2 separate regions of the Homo sapiens genome follow, and region 1 is linked to region 2. A link is a loop called in an ENCODE intact Hi-C map of the cell type or tissue named here. Cell type or tissue: sigmoid colon. All regions are shown on one strand. Links, peaks and the distances in the headings refer to the core of each region. The heading gives the core; the rest is flanking DNA. Region 1 overlaps SORBS2 (sorbin and SH3 domain containing 2). Region 2 overlaps SORBS2 (sorbin and SH3 domain containing 2).

Evidence for each region. Peaks named below come from ENCODE experiments on the same cell type or tissue, not always from the same donor. Only the 100,000 strongest peaks of a DNase experiment are listed, where the experiment ranks them.
Region 1: a loop joins it to region 2, with 2.2 times the contacts of the local background. A loop is called at or near these places in 2 of 110 quality-filtered maps.

Annotation. Positions count from the first base shown.
Region 1 is chr4:185,795,288-185,805,542 of GRCh38, forward strand. All of the region lies in intron 1 of SORBS2 (sorbin and SH3 domain containing 2), which reads right to left. Among named protein-coding and RNA genes, the nearest start is that of SORBS2, 12 kb to the right of the region's middle. RefSeq lists enhancers at 893-1,409, 1,410-1,925. In sigmoid colon, for the core only: no CTCF peak of the experiment used is centred there; DNase peaks (open chromatin) are centred at 1,903 and 4,453; H3K4me3 peaks cover 698 bases.
Region 2 is chr4:185,733,076-185,743,330 of GRCh38, forward strand. It overlaps SORBS2 (sorbin and SH3 domain containing 2), which reads right to left. Exons shown (of 27, transcript NM_001395207.1): 3 at 1,024-1,079. Among named protein-coding and RNA genes, the nearest start is that of SORBS2, 74 kb to the right of the region's middle. RefSeq lists an enhancer at 4,024-4,593. In sigmoid colon, for the core only: no CTCF peak of the experiment used is centred there; DNase peaks (open chromatin) are centred at 2,163, 2,998, 4,900 and 5,326; H3K4me3 peaks cover 3,440 bases; H3K27ac peaks cover 588 bases.

The DNA of each region.
Region 1 (10,255 bases), core at 1,404-9,403, 62 kb after region 2:
CCCTCAAAAATAGAAGAAAGAGGTCGGGGCAGCTTCGGCAATTCCTTCCTCTCTCCTGCCACTGGGACAAGCTCACCTCTGCTGCACCCTCCCTGCCTCAGCAATCTTTGATCTGTACCTTCAGAGAAGGTTTTTATCCTAGTCCATCCCCAGCAGACACCTCCTGCCCAGCCTCTCTCTGAAGGTCTACATGGCAACCACGGGCTACATGTGGCTCCCGGGCACCTGCCTTGCTTGCACTGAGATGTGTTATCCTGCAAAATACACACAAGATGCGAAAAAAAAGAATGTCAAGGAAATCATTACTATTTTTTATACTTGTTGAAATCATATTTTGGCTGTACTAGGTTAAAAATATTATAAAAGTTGGTGTCATCTGTTTCCTTTTACTTTTTAAAATGTGGCTGATAGAACATTAAAAATTACATAGGTGGCTTCTCTTTGCTGCTCAATATATTTCTATTGGTCTAGACATTTTTTTTAAAACCACATATCCACCTAAGTGTTCCACCTATATCTCCATCTCAGAAAGTCTCAAACCAGTTTCACTATCTTCTTCCCCCAAAACACTTTTTCCATGTCTTGTTTTCCCAAGACAGAAACCTGGTGATTAAACCATAGCCTGCTTCTACTCCCAAATGCCAGCTGAGAACTGTTGGTTCTGTCTCCATAATCTCTCCACGCCAGCACTTTTCCCCCAGCCCTACTGTCCTGTCTCAGCTGAGCCATTCATCTTTTCTTCCTGGATTACTGTACTGTCCTCCTACAGGAAATTCCCTTATTTTTTTTAAATTTTCTTGTAGAGATGGGATCTCACTGTGTTGCCCAGGGTGGTCTCAAACTACTGGGCTCAAGTAATCCTCCTGCCTCTGCCTCTGAAAGTGTTGGGATTAACAGGCATGAGCCACCCCACCTGGCCCTATGTGAAATTCTTGAATTCATTCCCACCCTACCTCAGTGGTGCTCTCACAACAGAGAAACTATCTTATAAAGGAAATCCTATTTCACCTTCCTGCTTGAAATGTCTCACAGTTGCCCTGCCATCTGGCTCTGGTCTGCTTGCTCGATTTTACTCACTATCTCTCCATATCGGGCATCCTGCATTCCAGCCATACCAATGGCTCCCAGGGCCCTGCAGATTTATATGAAATCCATCGCTCCATGCCTGGGCGCTGTGGCCACGCTGCTCCCTGGTCACGGTGAGGCTGGGCATGCCTGGGCGCTGTGGCCACGCTGTTCCCTGGTCACGGTGGGGCTGGGCATGCCTGGGCGCTGTGGCCACGCTGTTCCCTGGTCACGGTGGGGCTGGGCATGCCTGGGCGCTGTGGCCACGCTGTTCCCTGGTCACGGTGGGGCTGGGCATGCCTGGGCTCTGTGGCCACGCTGTTCCCTGGTCACGGTGGGGCTGGGCATGCCTGGGCTCTGTGGCCACGCTGTTCCCTGGTCACGGTGGGGCTGGGCATGCCTGGGCTCTGTGGCCACGCTGTTCCCTGGTCACGGTGGGGCTGGGCATGCCTGGGCTCTGTGGCCACGCTGTTCCCTGGTCACGGTGGGGCTGGGCATGCCTGGGCTCTGTGGCCACGCTGTTCCCTGGTCACGGTGAGGCTGGGCATGCCTGGGCGCTGTGGCCACGCTGTTCCCTGGTCACGGTAGGGCTGGGCATGCCTGGGCTCTGTGGCCACGCTATTATTCCCTGGTCACAGTGGGGCTGGGCAGCTTCCAGAGCGAATGTGGACATATTCTTAGGCCCCACCTCACGCACTTCTTCAGAGAAACCTCAGAGGCTCCTCCACAAGCCACGGGTACCCCCAGATTTCCCTCACTCTATGCATCCCATGCGCCTCTAGCAACGCAGGACCACACTCGAGTAGAGCTGTCTGTGCCGAAGACTGTTTGGCAGACACTGTTTCAGATGCGTTCCAGACACTTAGGAGAGCGACTGACACAGAGCAGGGCTTGACTGATTACATCCCTCGCTCATTTCTCCCGGCCCCGTCACCTTAGTTCATGCCCAAGTTTTCCTCTTGTCGAATTCATCGACACTATCATTTCGTAATCTTTTCTTGTGCCCTTCATTTAATTTGATACTGTTACCAGTTATATATTTTTCACCCACAAATATGATCATTACTTTTCCTCTGTAAAGAAGCTCCAATGGTTCTCTCTCTTTCTCTCTTTTTCTTTCCCTAAAGAATTAACCCAAACTACTTAACATGATGATGATCCTGATGCTGATGACAAAAATAGGCATGGGTGGCCATTCATTCTGCCTCTGACGTGCCAGGCGCTATGCCGGTCATTTTGCAGTAATCTCATTTAATCCTAATGATAATACTCAGATGTAAGTGCTATTATCTCTTCCCCCTAAGTAGGGAAATAGGGGTCAGGAAAAGCCCAGGAGCCTGTTCCCCAAGACCAAGTTAGCACTACAGAGCTGGGAATGAATTCCAACTTTATGTGACTGCAAAGCTCTTCCATGCCCCCACACCACCCCACGCCCGGTTCTCCCTACTGTTCCTACATTCCAGACGCACCATCCAGCCTGCAATGTGCTTTCACACCATGTTCACCTGCAGACAATGCTTTCTCCATCTAATGCCCCTGCCTTCACCATGCACACACTGAAGTTGCCTAGAAGGGTCAGTCACACTCTACTCTGTGCCTTCCTTCTGCCTCGGCACTTGTGATGCTGCGGGATTATCAGTTTCCCCTCCCTCATCCCAAAGACTGAACAGTCACCAAGAGTAGCAAGTCGACTAGTCACCACTGAACATACGCAGCCTGGAGAATCAGAGGTGCACGGTGTGTGCCTTTTACATGAACTCATGCATACACCAAGAATGATAGTAATGCCTGCTCACATTTGTTTAGCATCTCCCACATGCCAGACCTCACCCTACACAATTAGAATACATAATCCATTCAATCCTCCCACCACTCTTTAGGATAATGTATCATCTTAATCCTTATTTATTTTTTCCAGAATAAACTTGTGATTCTAACAACTTCAACATAAAATAAATAACTTTTGCTCAATATCAAACTCTATAAAATCACTAAAATTGGCCCAATATCCTGGGTTTTTTAACTTGCATTATTTCTTCCTGATAATGACATTTAGGCCAGTCAAATCCTGTATTACCGTTTTAAACAAAGAAAAAAAGATTATGAGTTGCTTTTAAAATTCACGTGTGACAAGCAGAAAAAACTCGTGGAGGCAGTTTCAACATTTAACCTAAGTGTACTTAGCAACTACACTTAATAGCTTTTTAAAAAGCCTCGTTTTTAAAAAAAGTGGATCTTTCTTTGCAGAGTGACTTAAAATACATCATCATAGTCTTATTAATTAAACATGTTCTTATCAGAAAAAAGCGTCTCGAAAGCTAGTATATATGCTTAATTAAGCTGTATGCAACCATCAGTCCATATCTTGAATTAGGCTACATGTGAGGCCCTGATTTGCCCCATTCTTTCTGCTACCCAGAACAGCACTGCTCACTGCCTACCAGTGTTTCCAGCAAAGATATAAAGTTCTACATGTCTAAACGTTTTTGCCCTGATATCAAAAGCAAAGCAAAACAGGTCTTCTCCATTCCCATTTTGGTTAACAGCATCACCATCTGCCCACTGGCCTGATCCACCCAGAAGCCTGTCTTCTTTTTTGAACTTGAAATACTCATGTGCTTTATTTGTATAAATTCCCATTATTCCCTCACTGCTCCAAAAATAGAGAAGAAAGTAACATAAATGTACTGACATCAATTTGAGAACTAGAACATGTTACCTTCCCGAAGTATCCATCTTGGATATAGGGAAGGAGACTTAGCCTCATAAAAGCACATGAAGGAATGCTCAGAGGAAATACTCTAAACCTAGTTTTCTGGAATTGGTAAGCAGAAGCTCTGGAGTCAGTTACAGGTTGTGAGCCTTCCACCAAGAAGAGCCACCTAACATACCAAAAAAATAAGCATGAGATTCACTTAAAGTTTGACAAATTTAGCAACTCCTTTCCATTGTCTGCATTTTAGAGAACCTATTGATGCTGTTGTAACAGCTACAGAGAATCGTGAGATGCCCAGTGACATTGGCTATAGTGGTAGCAAACCGGGTAGTGGGAAGTTTTCTAACAAATACTATGTAAAAGGAGAAGCCTGAGTCTTTTAACACCACAGATCAAACACTGCAAATGGTAGGACGAGCATTAGAGTCCCGCTGAGGTCGCTGAGACTTACACTTCACACGAATTGTAGTGGTGCCTAGATCTCCCTGAAGAGTGGCAGAAGCAGCCGCCCATCCCTTAAACTACACATGTACCTGGCTTCTCAAGACTCCAGAGTTTACTTAGAGATGAGTAACTAGAGCACAGGAATTTGGAAGAGAGTCTTTCTATAAACTCCCAGGAACAACCAACACCAGTAGTGGCTGACGTCTGTGAGACCTTCTTTGCGTCAGATGCAGTGCTCTCATCAACATCCAACACACGTGCCTTTAATGCCTGGGACTATGGCGACACTCATTTAGATGAGGGAACTGTGGCATAGAGGGTTTCGTACCTCGGCTTACTTCACTGCAATCGGCTTTCTAAACCAGAACTCCCACCCGACAATGTGTGAGTCCAAAGTCCATGTTTCTAGGTGCAGTGGCTCACTCCTATAATCCCATCACTTTGGGAGGCTGAGGCAGACGGATCACTTAAGGCCAGGAGTTCGAGACCAGCCTGGCCAACATGGTGAAACCCGTCTCTGCTAAAAATACTATTAGCTGAGCATGGTGGTGCACGCCTGTAATCCTAGCTGCTCAGGAGGCTGAGGCAGGAGAATTGCTTGAACCTGGGGAGGCAGAGGTTGCAGTGAGCCAAGATCATGCCACTGCACTTCAGCCTGGATGACAGAGCAAGACTCCATCTCAAAACACAAAAAATACAAAAAGTCCATGCTTCTAACCACTAGCAATCACCCTATAACATATTCCCCTCAATGAAAAAGACTGAATCCAAGAAATCTCACCTGCGTCAGACTTTCTAAGTCATAGAGATTTATAGTAATAATTTTAAATGAGTCTTTGACTTTCAGACCCAGCGTATGAAGGAGGAGAGTGTGAGTCAGTGCCGTTCCTGGGCGTCCGCTGGGAACTTCCCTGACTGTCCTTCTGGCTCTCAGGAGTGGAGCTCACTTGCTCAATTCATTCCAGTGTCCCAGAGGTCACAGTCTCCCCTCTGTGAGCTGGGCTGTCCTCGGTCCCTGGGCCTATCTCTTTGCTGTCCTCCCTGGGATCTTGCCCCTGGGGTAGCCCTGCTTCCCTTGCAGCTTTCTTCTCTGCTGCTGGTGCCTTCCCCAGGGCTGTGCATGGGCTTAGCTCTTTCTTCATTTCTCTCCCTCTCTCCTCTTTTCTTCCTGCTGTCTTAGCTGGGCCCCCTCCATCCTTTTATTTCCTAATTGTACCTGTTGCTTCCATACCCTTAAAAGCATACTCCATTTTCTCCCTAGATGTATTGAGGTATAATTGACAAAGCTGCAGACATTTAAGGTGAACCACGGGCTGCTTTGATACAGGCATGCACTGTGCACTGATCACCACAATCAAGTTAGTGATCACTTCTTATCTTTTTTGTGGATGGTAAGAACATTTGGATCTACTCCCCTAGCAAGCTGCAAGTGTGCAATGTGGTTTTATTCACTACAGTCACCACGCTGCATGAGATCCTCAGAACTTATTTGTCCTATAACTGAAAGTCTGTGCCCTTTGACCTCATTTTCCTCCCCCCACCAATTCCTGGCAACCACCATTCGACTCTGTTTCTATGAGTTCAACATTTAGACTCCACATATAAGTGAGATTGTACAGTATTTGTCTTTCTCTGTCTGACTTGTTTCACTTACCATAATGTCCTCATATGTATGCTGTTGCAAATGGCAGGATTTTCTTCTTTTTTAGGGCTGAATAATATCCCATTGTGTGTATATACACCACATTTTCTTTATCCATTCATCCATGGACAGGTCCTTAGGTTGTTTCCATATTTATTCCTTTCCTTTGTATGTATATCCAGAAGTGGAGTTGCTAGATCATATGGTAGTTCTGGTTGTAATTTTTGAGGAAACTCTGCACAATTTTTTACAATGTCTGTACCAATTTACATTCCCATCAACAGCTTACAAGGGTTCCCTTTTCTCCACATCCTCACCAACACTCGTTATCTTTTGACTTTTTGGTGATAGCCATCCTAACAGGTGTGAGGTGGTGTCTCACTGTGGTTTTGACTTGCCTTTCCATGATGCTTAGTGATGTTGAGCACGTTTCCATACGTCTGTTTGCCATTTGTATGTCTTCTTTGGAAAACTATCTATGCTGGCCCTTTGCCCATTTTTTAACTGAATCATCTCTCTCTCTCTCTCTCTCTCTCTGTGTGTGATGCTCTTGAGTTGTAAACACATTTCTTAATCTTTCCATGTGCTTTAATCTCAGCACTTTAGCAACTGTCAAGAACAAAGTTCTTTTCAAAAAGTTCATCTCAAAGTTGGCCACTGACTCGTAACAGGTAAAACCCAATGAGCACTTCCCTGAGCCTCAGTTTCTTCTTTTCTCATGTGAAACAGTGATGATAGTGCATACCTCCCAGGGCTGTTGAGCCAGACTCAACAATTTACATGAAAGCACTGAGGGGGTGCCAAATACATGTGAGTGGTATAAAACAATTCTTGATGCTACAAAGCTTGCTTTTCCACACTATTGTCAAAATCCCACCTTGTTCGAGCCCCAATTAAAATACCATTTTCTCTAATCCATCTTTCCCGATCCTCTAACAAACTTCAATTCTCTGAGCAATTTATTATCATCTTCTGGAACTCCATTGCTTAAGACGATCAAAGAGTTTCTTTATTGTATAAGTTACTTCTGCGCATGTCTTTTGAAGGAATAAATAAATGCATTGATTATATCTGCCTTATAGCACTCCATCACCTTCTATCTTAAATTACAGTAACTAGCGTTCCTGTCTTCCTGCACTAAATTGTAAGCTCTTTCAATGGCTTCCTGGCTTATTCTCTCATCTTTTCCTCCGGTCCTTGATGGATGTATAATAAATGAATGAGTAAATTATATGAAAATGCAAGTATGATTTTTTTAATATACAGTTACAACTTCGACATCCACAGTTGGGTCTGACCACTTGTTAAGTTGTACCCAGAACTTAGGTCTTTCTCGCTCTCCACGTTCCCTATCAAGGCCATCTTTTCAATACCAAACAAATTAGAAAGAATACAATCAGCTAACTTACACTAACATACTAACAAATGGGACAACAGTCTTCAAGGTCTGGAAGAGGAGAGCAGAGAACTCATCATTGCCTGCTCAAGCCCATCTACCAGGAGGGGAAACTCCAGATACTGTGGGCCACTTGGCACTTAGGAACTCATGGTACTGATCTGTATATTGGGCAGATATAGTTTTTTGGTGATAGTCTTAAAAATCATGTGTCACCTGTCATGACACTTGCCAGATGAAATTCTGATTTTATTTCCCAAGAGAATGCACTGACAAATTAATAATCTGACCTTTAAACGGGTGATATTTCTCCATGTCAATCAACAAGAGGCCATTCTGTTTTGTTGACCAGATAAAATACTCTTTCACTCTCTGAGGGGTTAGCGAGAGTGCATGCAGATTTCTCCAATGCTTTGCTTTTGGTTGGAAGCAGAAACATTTAAATTTCAAGGCAACACTTTTCCTAATTCCTACTGAACTCAAAAGCTCTAGTGGTTCAGTGATCCCATTGGTAACAAATACTTAGAGGGCCAGAGTCCTTCTGGGTCCTATCCTTACGCTCCTGTTCTCTCCTCCTCTCAGGCCTTTTCTGCACCATGCAAACCCAGCACCTCTTCTCACAGGCTGGGCTAAAGGCAGAATGCAATACCATGACTGAGGAGCCTGGGAATGAGGCAATTCATTAACAGAACATTCCCCAGGAAACATAATTTTCTGATCATAATCTCTTTGTTCCTGACAGTTGCAAAATTAAATACCAGAGCCAAAAAAAAGTGAGGCACCGTTTTAAGGGTATGTTTTCCTAATTCGATCTTCAAAGGAAGCACAAGCTTAGGGTTCGAAATCATTATGATGTAATATTATGCCACATAATAATACATAGATCCAATCATTTTACCAGATAACCGTCAATATAAAGCACTGACAGGACATTTGGGACTTCGGGTCAACAGGAAGGTGGTTTTTCAAACTAAACTATATTATTTATGGCTTTGATTGTCATTTACTTTTACAACATAAGGGTGATGGTAATTCTGCTCTTCTGCCAATAAATCTAAAAATTAATTGAAAATGTAGTCAAAATCCTTGGCACACTTTAGAAGGAAGATTTTTTTAATTAAAAAAGCCATATTAATCATTATATAAATGAGTTATATTAGTCCTGTAAAATTAAATCTATGGTGGAAAGGAAGTCAGTGAGTGATATAATCGGATTTCAGAACACATATCATATAAAAAGTTATGTTTCTAAATAAAGTGAGTGTGAAAGAATTCAGGATATATTATCAGTCATCTGAGTTACTGCCCTAAGACAGCCCTTCTCCCAAAACAGATATGGTTTCTCTGACAAAGAAGATAAGTGTGCCTTCTCATATTTTTATTATTTTCTTAACTGTCAGACATAACTCATATGTAGTTAAGTTGCTCAGAAGGTTAAATTCGGAGGAAAAATTCTACAAGTGGTTTAAATGAGCCAAATCATTTTTGGTTGCGTCATGTTTCCTCCGTTGAAAAAGTCTCGATGACTTAAAAAGGATTGCTTTGATACTTAGCTTAGTGTTTTACCCAAAAAGCATACTGACCAAAAACAAACAAACAAAAAACCCATAACAAAACAAACATTTAAAGATATGTAGACCAGATCAGTTTTCTCCTGATGAAAGTCACATGGAACCACACGCAGGTTACCTTGCTTTCAGCAGGTCCCTTTCCTTGGGTGTGAATTTTATTTGTTACAATAACCGACTTGGCCTAGTTACTCAGCCATCCTTCGTTCACTCTTGGTAGTGGACATGGCAAGATGGTGGGTAAAAACACGTAAACAAGACTGCTCTCTCGTGGAGGTCACTTTCACATGGAAAGACTGGACACGTCAAAACACTTCATTAACATGATATAAAAATAATACAACATGTAAAGTGGTATCGGCGCATCTAAGACAAAGCGATTCAATGTTAAATCCCTCTTTGGGAAATAATTTAAGATTGCAGAAAATGTTTCTGAGAAATTCCAATGTAAACGTCCTTAAAAGTCCCTACTTTTTAGTATTTGGTATTATACTTATAGATTTTGTGATTTTCCAGATTTTTCATTAAAAGTTAATATGCATAAAACTCTTGGGATGGTAGCAAGTACAGAGTGAAATCTATATAAATTATTATTATTATCAATATCTTTTGGAGTGAACAAATTGAACATTTTTTGAATAATCTTTTGCGTAGTTGACTGAATACTAGTTAATAGGTTTCTATTGTTTTCTTGAGTTAAATCAGAAGCAGATATTTTGATTGACTGTGTAAGGTCTTGCAGCTTCTATGGTTTTTTTTAACTTGAAAAGGTCTTCCCAGACTGATACCTCTTTCTGTCTTGAACTCTCTGTTCAACTATATTCTAAAGCCTTAAAATGAAGATCTTCAATTTTATAACTCTGGATTTAAACTTTTCTTTCTTATTCTTTTTTATTTTACAAAAGAAAATTTTAACTCTTTAGGTTGATTATATTTCTTGATGAATGTGACTGTACCAAGAGGCTTTAAAAAAATTGAGATTAGAAATCAGTTTTTCTTATCTTCTGAATTATTCACCATATGATGTGTTGCATTTGAGCTTTATCTATGCTTCTGGTAATATTTCTGTCTTATATAATTGTTAAAGTATAATGCTTCTCACCAGGAAGACTATATATATATATATGTTTAATAATAGCCTTTTTAAATTTTCATGTGTTTTTTCTTCTCCTTTGTTTTCTGATTTTTAAAAAATCAGAAAAATGTCTGAATTGTCACTTTATCTGTAGATTCAAAGAGCACTTTCTAATCATGTGTTGGCATTAGCACAACACCGGGGAAGATCTGATTGCTGTAAGCCGTTCATTCATTCAGCAAATACTGACTGAATATGCAGTATGTTGACCTGTTTGCTGAGGGCCTCTCTGTTCCGGCTGCCATTCTAAAGCGAGTCAAGTTTTCCCTGTAACTTTTATTCTGCAGAA
Region 2 (10,255 bases), core at 1,487-9,486:
CCACGTAGAGTGTGAGACAATAGATTTCTGTTGTTTCAAGCCACCCAATTGGTTGCACTTTGTTGCAGCGCTCTAGAAACTGATACAGTGGCTCAAACAGAGCCTCTAGGTGTCTCTTCTTTTGCAATCCAAAGACTGCACCAGTGCTACTTGAAGGGGTAAGAGAGCTAAATAAATTTGCTTTTGGGGAGATAGATTTGGGTAAGTTTCTCCATGCTGAGTTAGATGAGTGATATGTGGTGGTGGTAAAATCCAGATAACCCTTGAGTGTGATGATTTCAGAAAGAGAGAGCCAGGAGGCCTGGGAGCCAGCAGGCCAGCGGGGGTCCGCCCACTGGCCCCGAAACAGCGAACAGTGACATTGGAGCAAGGGCCCATCCCGTGCTTCTCTGGAGCCCCACTGGGCAGAGCCAGGTGGAGAAGCAGGAAACTGCACATTGGTGGGCTGGAGGGGCTTGGAGGGGCTGAGACAAGGTGTGTGCTTGGGGATAAGGGCGTTCCTGGTCCCCGGTGAAGCATCAGTGACCAAGAGGCATCCTCTAGAAGAGGTAGACACTACATGGGAAGGGAGAAGCAGCATGAAGGAAGGCGCTTTAGGACAAGGGGATCAGTTACAGTTTCTTCGCCATGTGCCTTAGACCTACAGCTTGCTATTCCACTCTGAAATAAGGCAGAGTGAAGAATTCAAAAACAATCACTCTGGGAGAAAAAAGCGAGTTCTCTTGATATCCTTGCTTTCTCCTGGCCTCATTTCCTCTGATGTTCCCCTGCCCTCTTGCAAATCAATCAGCCTAAATCAAGGGTGTCTGTGCAGGTTCTCAAGACAGACATGCTGCTGGGAGTGGCACGTACGTGAACGTCAAGGAGATGTCAGGGCATGCGCATATTCTTTGGTGCCCACCGTCTTATTTTCTTAACTTACTGGGAAATCTTTTTGTTAGAGTGCACGCATTAAGTTTCTTCCTGGCCTCATCAGCCCCAAACCCAGGCAGTGGCGGGCGGTTTCCCGTGAGGACAGCGTACCTTCTGAAGAAATGCACCCAGATCAGAATGGTATACGAGTCTGTCCTATTCTCGCTCTAGAAAAGAAATGTCACAATAAATAGGTGGGTGGGGTCTGCCCCACACTCCCCAAAACAACCAAAACAGCGGCGAGATCAAACTGAGGACAACGTTATCATCATATATTCTTTTCTTTACACAGTTTGATACCTACCTACTTCTCAGAACAAACACCGCGGAAAGGAAACTGGGTGGATACTTACTGTTTTTAGTTTGTTACATACTACAATTAGTCACCATTAGCTAATTATATAGAAAAGGGGAAATTGGGGCTGTTTTACCCAGAGTTGGTTTTAGGTGGGGGTGAAGCAGGCAGGGTGATATTGGCAGCCTCATGGTTGGTTTTGCTGATTCAGTTCCTCTTTCCTTGCCCCCTATTTCATACAAAATTCCTCTGACAAAGCTTCCTGTGTGGCCACTGGTCAGCATTTTAATAGAATGGAAGGGTGCAGCACAGCAAAGGCCATAGTGTTAATATCCCTCGCATCTGCCGTTCCCACCTCCTCCTTGCTTTTCCAGTCCTTTCCAACTCTGCATAGGATGATGGGGAGAGGAGGGAGCTAGGAAGGGTGAGAGGCAAGCAAAGTCATTTCCAGCATTTTAAAGTCAGCTCTCCCAAAATGCTCTCTCTCTCCATAGCCTTCTCCCTACTGGGGCTTCAAAGCCTTCCCTCTACCTGAAACCACTCAGGGTGCAAGGAAGCCTCTTCAGGTCCCCCTCATCCTTGATCATTACACCAGCTCTTGAGGATCCTTTCTTTCTCTAAATTTGGCAACAATCTTCTGTTGCAGACTCTTTTCACTATTGGAATTCCCTTTCAGGGACTGCTCTCTACAACTTATATGGCTGCAGCAGCAGCTTATCTGACCATTTAAGGCTCTACACTGTGCAGACAGAAAAGGATCACACTCCTCTCTCAGACACATTATAAGAAATTTTATACAAGGCCTGTGCATTTTCAAAACACAGGATTGACCTAATGAGCAGGAATTTGAGACCAGGTAGGAAAAGAGGGTCATGGGATGTGGGGAGCTGCCTGGGGGCTGGTGGGAACTTGCCAGGGGTCCTCATATCCCTTCATGAGACAGTTGCCTAATCAGCCTATTTCAAGGGATGGCCCTGATTTCACGGTGAAAAGCAAGGCATGTTTCTGCAGATACGTCAGTGCTCTAACAGCAACATGTCCTCTGCTAGGAGGACATCCTAGGAGATTCGCTTCCATTGAATCAGAGTAAACTATTTTTTTTTTTTTTTGCTTCTTGGCAGAATATTATTTGCAGATATCTGCAAATTTGGTAGGAAAGCTTTTTTTTCTAAATGGAACTATCCTGAAAACAAAGGGAAAAAAGGGCAAACACACACACACTCACACACACAAACAAACACACACACTCACATGCGAGCCTTCCCCCAAATCCTTCCAAGTCTTCATTCTATTTAAGCTGTTCATAAATAATATCTGATGATAATCTCATTGAAAATGCATCTGTTTTTATGTTAATTTTTGTTAATTTGACATCCCTAGACGATATCATGAAAATATTTACTGTGTGTACGTTTGTGTGTGTGTATGTGTGTGTGTGGGTGCAATTTTGTCCCCTTAGTCCATGATGAATTAAAATAAGTAGTTTACCTATAGATAACTAAAATTCTATACATGTCTTCATGAAGTTTACCTTATTTAACCGTTGCAATTAACACATATCCCAGAAAAATCTTTAAATTTTATTTTTAATATTATCCTAATGTTGCTGAGTTCCCAGCAACACAATTATTTATTGCAGCCAACATCTACCATGCTTACTATTACAGCAAGCTCTTTTCCAAGTTCTTATATCAATAACACACAAGGCAGGGCCTGTGATATTTCCCATTTGTGGATGGAGAAGCAGAGCCGTGGACAGGTGCCAAGTCACCCAGGTCTCAGGGGTGGGGTGGGGTCTCCCCACAGACAGCCTGGCTCAGACACACTCTCCACTGCCGCAGCGCGAGGGACCCTTGTCATCATCCCACAGAGTTTGCCTTGTCATTGCTTCTGAAGTGCTTAGAGACTGTCAATGAAGGAGCAATCTCAATAAACTTTGTGGTTTTGTCATCCTCAGAAATGACCAATCTTCATGAAGGTGGTGTTGTGCAAGCCTGGGCTTCTATTAAAATAAAAAAGTGTGCTTTGCACCTAAGGCAATGGTGGGATTAAAGCAAGTAGCAAATTGATGTTCTCATTTAAAAGTCTTGCCTGGTCTGTGAGTGCCCTGGGCCTGCAAAGGTAAAAGAAGCCTGACCACAAAGCAACTGGGCATTCTGGAGGTTACTGGGCAGACCTGAGACTCCAGAGAAAGTAGGAAGAGAAGGCAGATTGTCAGTTAATGATGGCGGTGTTCGTTTCTGTTTGTATACTTTTAACAGTCTAAAAATGGGGCTTCGGACACAATACCTTTCCTAAATGAAACCAGTGCCTGCTTCGTTACAGGCACAAGGTATGTACTGTGGGTGACATCCAGCCCCCTTCAGTTTTCCAGAGTCTTTCCTGGGGTCTTGCTTGGCTCAGGGCCACTGGAACACAACCCACCCGATGACACCAGGGTGTGTCGAGCCTGTGGTCAAGGTTCACACGTCTGTGTGTGCCACAACCACTGCAGAGGGGAAAGACATCATCCACACAACATCCCACCCTCAGCAGGGACTTGGAAAATCAGGAACCCGATAGTCCATAGTTGGGGAGACTGAAAGGTTCCCCAAACAAGCAAGGCTGCTCCATTTTACCTAACAATACCATACCTACTGGCACGGTTTCTCCCTGTGCCCCATTGCTAACATTTCTCCTTCGAGTTGGCATGCCAAGGAAAGCACAGTGAAAAATGTCTGAGTTCCGGGTTGCTCTTAGCAACATCCATGAATCTGAGTTTCTAACCTCCTTCCCTATAGAACAGTGCCTGAAGGAAGAACTGGCAATGCTCACTGGTGTCAGAATTGCCCACGATTTTTCCCTTTTCAGCAATTATTTAAGTGCTCCAAAAGCATTGCTTCCTTACTGTTTTCAAGGCAAGATAGAAGGAGAGGTTAATCTTGCTTAGAATTTCCTCTGCTTTCAAGTTCCAGGTTGGGGGTATAAAGAGGTTTGATAGAAAAGAACCGCAGCAGCCCAGGCCTGGCTGCAGGAGAAAGCAAAGTGGCTGGGGACAGGGGGTGTGGAGAGCAGGTGGTCTCCCGTCTCCTCCATCAGGGTCAGGAATGTGTCTGCTCCTTTACTGGAACCATCGCCCTCCCTGGATGGCTGTACCGTTTAGGGAGGCCTGTGCTGACAATACAGGTGCAATTCAAAAGAAATTCCATTAAAATAAAGTGGGCAGTGGGGAGAAACGGGGAATTCTGTCATGAAACATAAAACCTAAAATACTGTCTGGTCAAAACCTAGACAGCCTGTGAGACCCATGAGAGCTCGGAGACCCTGCTTTCGGAGCATAGGTGGGGACCCGAGGGGTGGGGCCGTGAGCAGGGTCTCAGGCCAGCCGTGGAGAAGGCGGCTGCCTCTGCGGGGATGGGCACCGCAGCGTGGTGGGCAGATATGAGGAAGGCAAGGACTTTCCCATTGACCATGCAAAACCTTCACGAAGTCAGGGTCTGTCCACCGTCTAAAGATCGAGACCTCATGTTGAGTTCTGAGGTAAAATGGGAAAACAGTTTTAACAGTGCAGTGAAGCTTCCTGCCAATAAGCAAACCTTTCCACCCTCCGCTCAGCTACAGAAACACATTTGGGAGCTCCAGGGAGGAGGCGGAGGGGCACAGGCGCTCCCCAGTGTGGGCCACGCTCAGGTGTCCCTTCACAATGGCAGCCACACTGCTTCGTGAAACGGACACACTACGGGATGGAAAACAGTGAGAGGGAAGCCACGGCATCAAGAAGCAATAATCACAGAATGTTTTTGTGCTGTCCACGCCTTCCTCAACATCTGCCTCCACTTCCAAGTCAATCGAGACAGCCTGTTTATGTGGAGCTTTGAGATGACACATACACTTTACTGACCCTAGAACAATACCCTTTCCACATCTAAAGCAATTTTCGTGTAAATGACTGTGCCATTAACCTTCCAGGGTCATTCAAATATTTTCTGAGAAATTGGCTGCTTTCGGGATTTTCTTAGAATGCCATGTGTTTCATTTTTGTGCAGAACAGATGACAGGCGAGGCATTCCAACAGGACTTCAGTTGATTTAACTAATTCCTGTCAGGGGAAGTGAAGTGTTGGGATTCATAAAGCCGATCCCAGCCCGGAGATTTTCCTTTTCCCAAAACAGAAAAAACAAGACATGCTGTGTGGTTTTGCAACCGGGCAAGTTTCGAAATATTTTTAAGCTTTCTACTTTGCCAAGTATTTCATAAAAAAACTATTTTCTTTTTGTTTCGTGCCAAAAAATGTCACCCCTAAATATTTTTTCCCATATCTGGTCACATGTCCAGGATTTTTTCTTTTCTAAGAATAAATAATTTTTCTGGGTTATAAAAATTCCACTTGCTCTATCAGATTAAACATATCTTTATATAGAAAAAGCATCCGAAACATTCCCCAAGTGGGTCTAAGGGAGGAGTCTTAATACAATTTTGTTAAATTAATTTTGATTAAATATTAGGCCTTGAATTCTTTTTGTGACTCTCACAAAGTTCAGGCTTATTTTGTTACACTTTCAAGTCTCCCTTTTTTTCACTCTCCACATACTGTTTCCTTTTATTAGAAAGCATTCAAGAAGAATTGATTGGTGTGTTTGACCAAAATAATATGTTGGAAGTGATACCAGTGCAAGGGGACCCTCTGGGTTCCATTCTCTATTTGCATAGTTAGCTGGAGTTAGAAGGTTCAGCTGTCAGGGATTCAAGAACTCTAGCATCAAAAAAGTGTGAACTTGCAAATGAGCTGTCAAGGTTCATAGCAAGTGAATAATGCAGCTGAGAGCTGACTTGTCTCCACCCTGGTGTTCTATTGATCTTGCTGCTGGATAAAGCATAGGCACATAGGAACACTGAAAAATAGCAATTTGTATGGGTTGGACTGGTATTTTCTTTTTTACCAGTTAAAATGTTAATTACATTCACAAAGTCAAAAAGCTGAATAAATAGTCTTACAGTTGGAAATATAGGGCAAAACAAAACACAGGCTTGAAAAAGCAATAATAGCTATACACCTAAAATGTGAAAAATATTCATAGAGAAATGAATTGTAGGGCATTAACTCTTGCAAAACCACCAAAGGCCTGGTGGAATTAATATGCTACAGATTTGAAACTTAACATTGGGCAACTTAAAATGCATGTATTTGTTATTGATATTTAACTAATCCTTGTAAGTAAATCTACTATAAGCGAAAAGCATTCTAAATTGATGTTATTGCTAGTTTGCAGGGAAATTCTGAAAGTCTATGTGTTTGTTGGTGCATGAGGGGATGTGCGTATTGAGGTGTGTGTTCAGGATGAGGGCTTCTGGTCCTTTAGAAATGGTTCCCTCTAAGCTTCTTGGTTTCCAAATCTTCATCACTCTTTTTAAAATCTAAAAATGCAGGTTTACTTTATATGGAGAGCACATTGCTATGAGGAGATGTGACATTTCAGAAAGAGCACATGGCACTGATTCTGAAATGCTACCAAGTTGCTTCAGAATATACCCAAATTCTCTCAAAGATTAATGATACACTAAGAAACTGAAGGACACAGCAAATTATTTTGCTTGTCTTCAACCCACTGTCACCCTGCCACAAATTGAACCTAATAAAATTTCCATCCCTCTCCCATCTTATGATATGACCCTTCCCCCTCATGCATGGGGAAATTGTTATTTACATTGTGAAAATATCAAGCATCTCCAAACACTTACGTTTTGTGGAGCCGGGTCTCCCATGGTAAAATGAGAGCCCAACACGGTGAGTTTGCTTCCTAGGAATGGCAAATCAGCATCGCGATGCCCTCAAACCAGAAATAATACCCTTCATTTGCTGCAACTGGTTGAGTATCAGTGCTATAAAAAATAGATGATGGAAAACCGGAGCCCTTGACAGAAATACAAGTCTGCTGTGTGTGGCTTGTGCAGGAATGGAGCAGAGAGAAGCGGTGGTCTTGTCTACACATCATACTTGGGCTTCGCCCATGCTGACAAGTGGAAGCACATGCACAGTGGACACACGCTGTCAGGACATTCATCCCTGCTGGCACGTAAACGGCAGGGAGCTAAACTGCTAGAATTCAAGTGGCACAGAAACTTGAGCCTATGGAATATCACTGTGGAGTGGGCAGGCCAAGTTCTTTACAGTGCTCTTTGCTTTTGCAAAGAGGTAATTTCCAACTCAAGAATGCTCTGTGGCTTTGGCGTCAAGAAAGCTGAAAGTCAGTGAAATAGAGCCTTGAAGGTCATCCAATCTGCGCTGCAGCAGGAAGTGAATTTTGGGAGCCCCAAATGCAAAATAGGCAGCTCAGCCCAACATTAACTCAGCCCAACACTAACTCAGCCCAACATTAACTCAGCCCAATATTAACTCAGCCCAACACTAACTCAGCCCAACACTAACTCAGCCCAACATTAACTCAGCCCAACATTAACTCAGCCCAACACTAACTCAGCCCAGCACCAGCTCAGCCCAACGCTAACTCAGCCCAGCACCAACTCAGCCCAGCACCAACTCAGCCCAGCACTAACTCAACCCAGCACTAACTCAGCCCAGCACCAACTCAGATCAGCACCAACTCGAACCAGCACTAACTCGGACCAGCACTAACTCGGACCAGCACTAACTCAAACCAGCACCAACTCAAACCAGCACAAACTCAGCCCAGCACCAACTCAGATCAGCACGAACTCAAACCAGCACTAACTCGGACCAGCACCAACTCAAACCAGCACCAACTCAAACCAGCACCAACTCAGCCTAGCATGCACTGATTCTCTGGCATAGACTCAGACTCCAAAAATATGTCGAGAAAGTCTAACCAAAATTTGCAAAATTAGGACCTGTGGTCAGTACCTTGACTAAATATGACTCTGTCTATGAACACAAGTAGGCATAATGTAACATAAGACAGTAAAGAGGGGCATCGTTAGAAACCTTTAGCATTATGTCAGAAAGGGCAAGAGGACTCAAGTAGAAGAAAGGCAGAGAGAATAACAGAGGGACATGCATGAAAAGTACTTTTTTCTTCTTCAGTCCTGCAATTGCATTAGGAACAGAGGTCAGGCCCAAGAGCTGCCCTCTCCTCACTTTTCTTTCTTTCTTTTCTTTTTTTTTTGTTTTTTTTTTTTTTTTTGAGGGGGAGTCTCGCTCTGTCGCCCAGGCTGAAGTGCAGTGGCATGATCTCGGCTCACTGCAACCTCCACCTCCCAGGTTCAAGAGATTCTCCTGCCTCAGTCACCGGAGCTAATTTTTGTATTTTTAGTACAGATGGAGTTTCACCATGTTGACCAGGCTGGTCTCAAACTCTTGACCTCAAATGCCCGCCTTGGCCTCCCAAAGTGCTGGGATTACAGGCGTGAGCCACCGCACCCGGCCTGTCCTCACTTTTTATCACATACTCCTGCTCTTGTGGCCCTGCTTGAACACAGCAACAGGGTCTACATAAAATAAATTAAAATACATTTAAAAAAAAATTACCTGCTTTACTTCTGGTCCATAGCATTGGACATACCCAGCCAGAAATCATACACTGGGCTGGTTTTTGGGAGCCAACTCAAATGCTTGTCCTTTGAGGTAAGTATTAGGGTGCTCGTGGCCTCCCGCCCCACGGGTCCTTCACTCACTGACCCTGACCTGTGCTCACTTTGTCTCACCACCTACATTTCCCAACAGTTCATGTTTGATACAGCTGCTGGTCCTGCCAAGGCTGGAGGCCCTCCCCATCCGCTGATTTGCCTTTCTCTGAAATCGGCATCTTGGCTCCTCTGCATTATTTCTGATTGGACTTGTCTCTCTGGCTTGTTTTCTCTGCTAATTCTGATGAAGACGATAATCTCTAGCTCTCAGGGGCCAGCCCTGGCTACACAGTTTGGGGGTAGTGTTCAAACAACCCTTGAGAATCTTATTTTTCAAGGCTGTTGGCTGGCACTTTAGGGCTAAAGCAAGTGGTGAATTAAAACACAAAACAAAACAAAGCAAAAACCACAGGCCTAAATAAACATATGCACCCAGGAGCATGACTGTGCAGACAGACTGCCTGGCTTTGAATCTCATTGCCACCATTGATTGGCCACTTAACCTTGCATATCACAAGATGGGAATAATAAGGCACCTGCTTCATAGATTGTTCTTTTAGTCTTCTATCCGTTTGTTCATTCCTTCAGTAAATATCCATCGAGCACCTACTACTGCCCAGACATACGGATCCAGAAATGTCCAGCACAGATTAAGAGGCCACAGCCTCGTGGATTTTCCATTCCAGGGCATTTTTCTTCAAGGATCCAATAAGATATCCCCCTAAACTATACATCATAGAGCCTTTGACACAGTAAACACTCACATGCCATTAGCTGTTATCACGGTAACAATAAAAATAAACTTTTAGCAAAGGTTTTAACTAAATGAGGTGAGAATCATAAATAAAGATATATTTGCTATAGTGAAAAGGAGAGAAAATGTAGGAAAGTCAGGCAAGAGGAATATTTGCCAAAATCATTCATGAATCTGACACATTAGATTCTGGGCGTGTCCTAAGCCTTGACCTGTGCTACTTGATGTGGGATTTGCACACCTGGGACACACGAGCTTCTGAAGTTCAGACTGTCTGCACTCTATCTGACACACTCCACAGCTGCACAACTTGCAGCATGAGTCAGCACCATCCTAACCTCTAAAGAGCCCCGCGGGCACAGCGAATGCACCTCCCAGCCCTTTGGACGTGGTGGCGACCAGCTGGTTTCCTGGAGAGGCATCTCCTTTACACCCATCTGTGAAAGAAATCTAGATCTAAGCCTTAGATCTCAAGGTTAGAAAGGGGGTAAGGTTGAGGTTCCGGAGTGCTACTCTATTAGACACATTGTCCTTTTTAAATTATATTTTTACAATAATTTCCATTTATTATTTTTTCGTGGCATCCTAGTGAGGCAGGCTAGTTTGACAACATGCTGCTTAGGGGAAATTTGCTGTTAATAAGTCTTTTGAGCTCACTAAATTTTGGTGCAGCATGAAAACCCAGACTGTTTTCAACTCTCTCTCTGGCATAC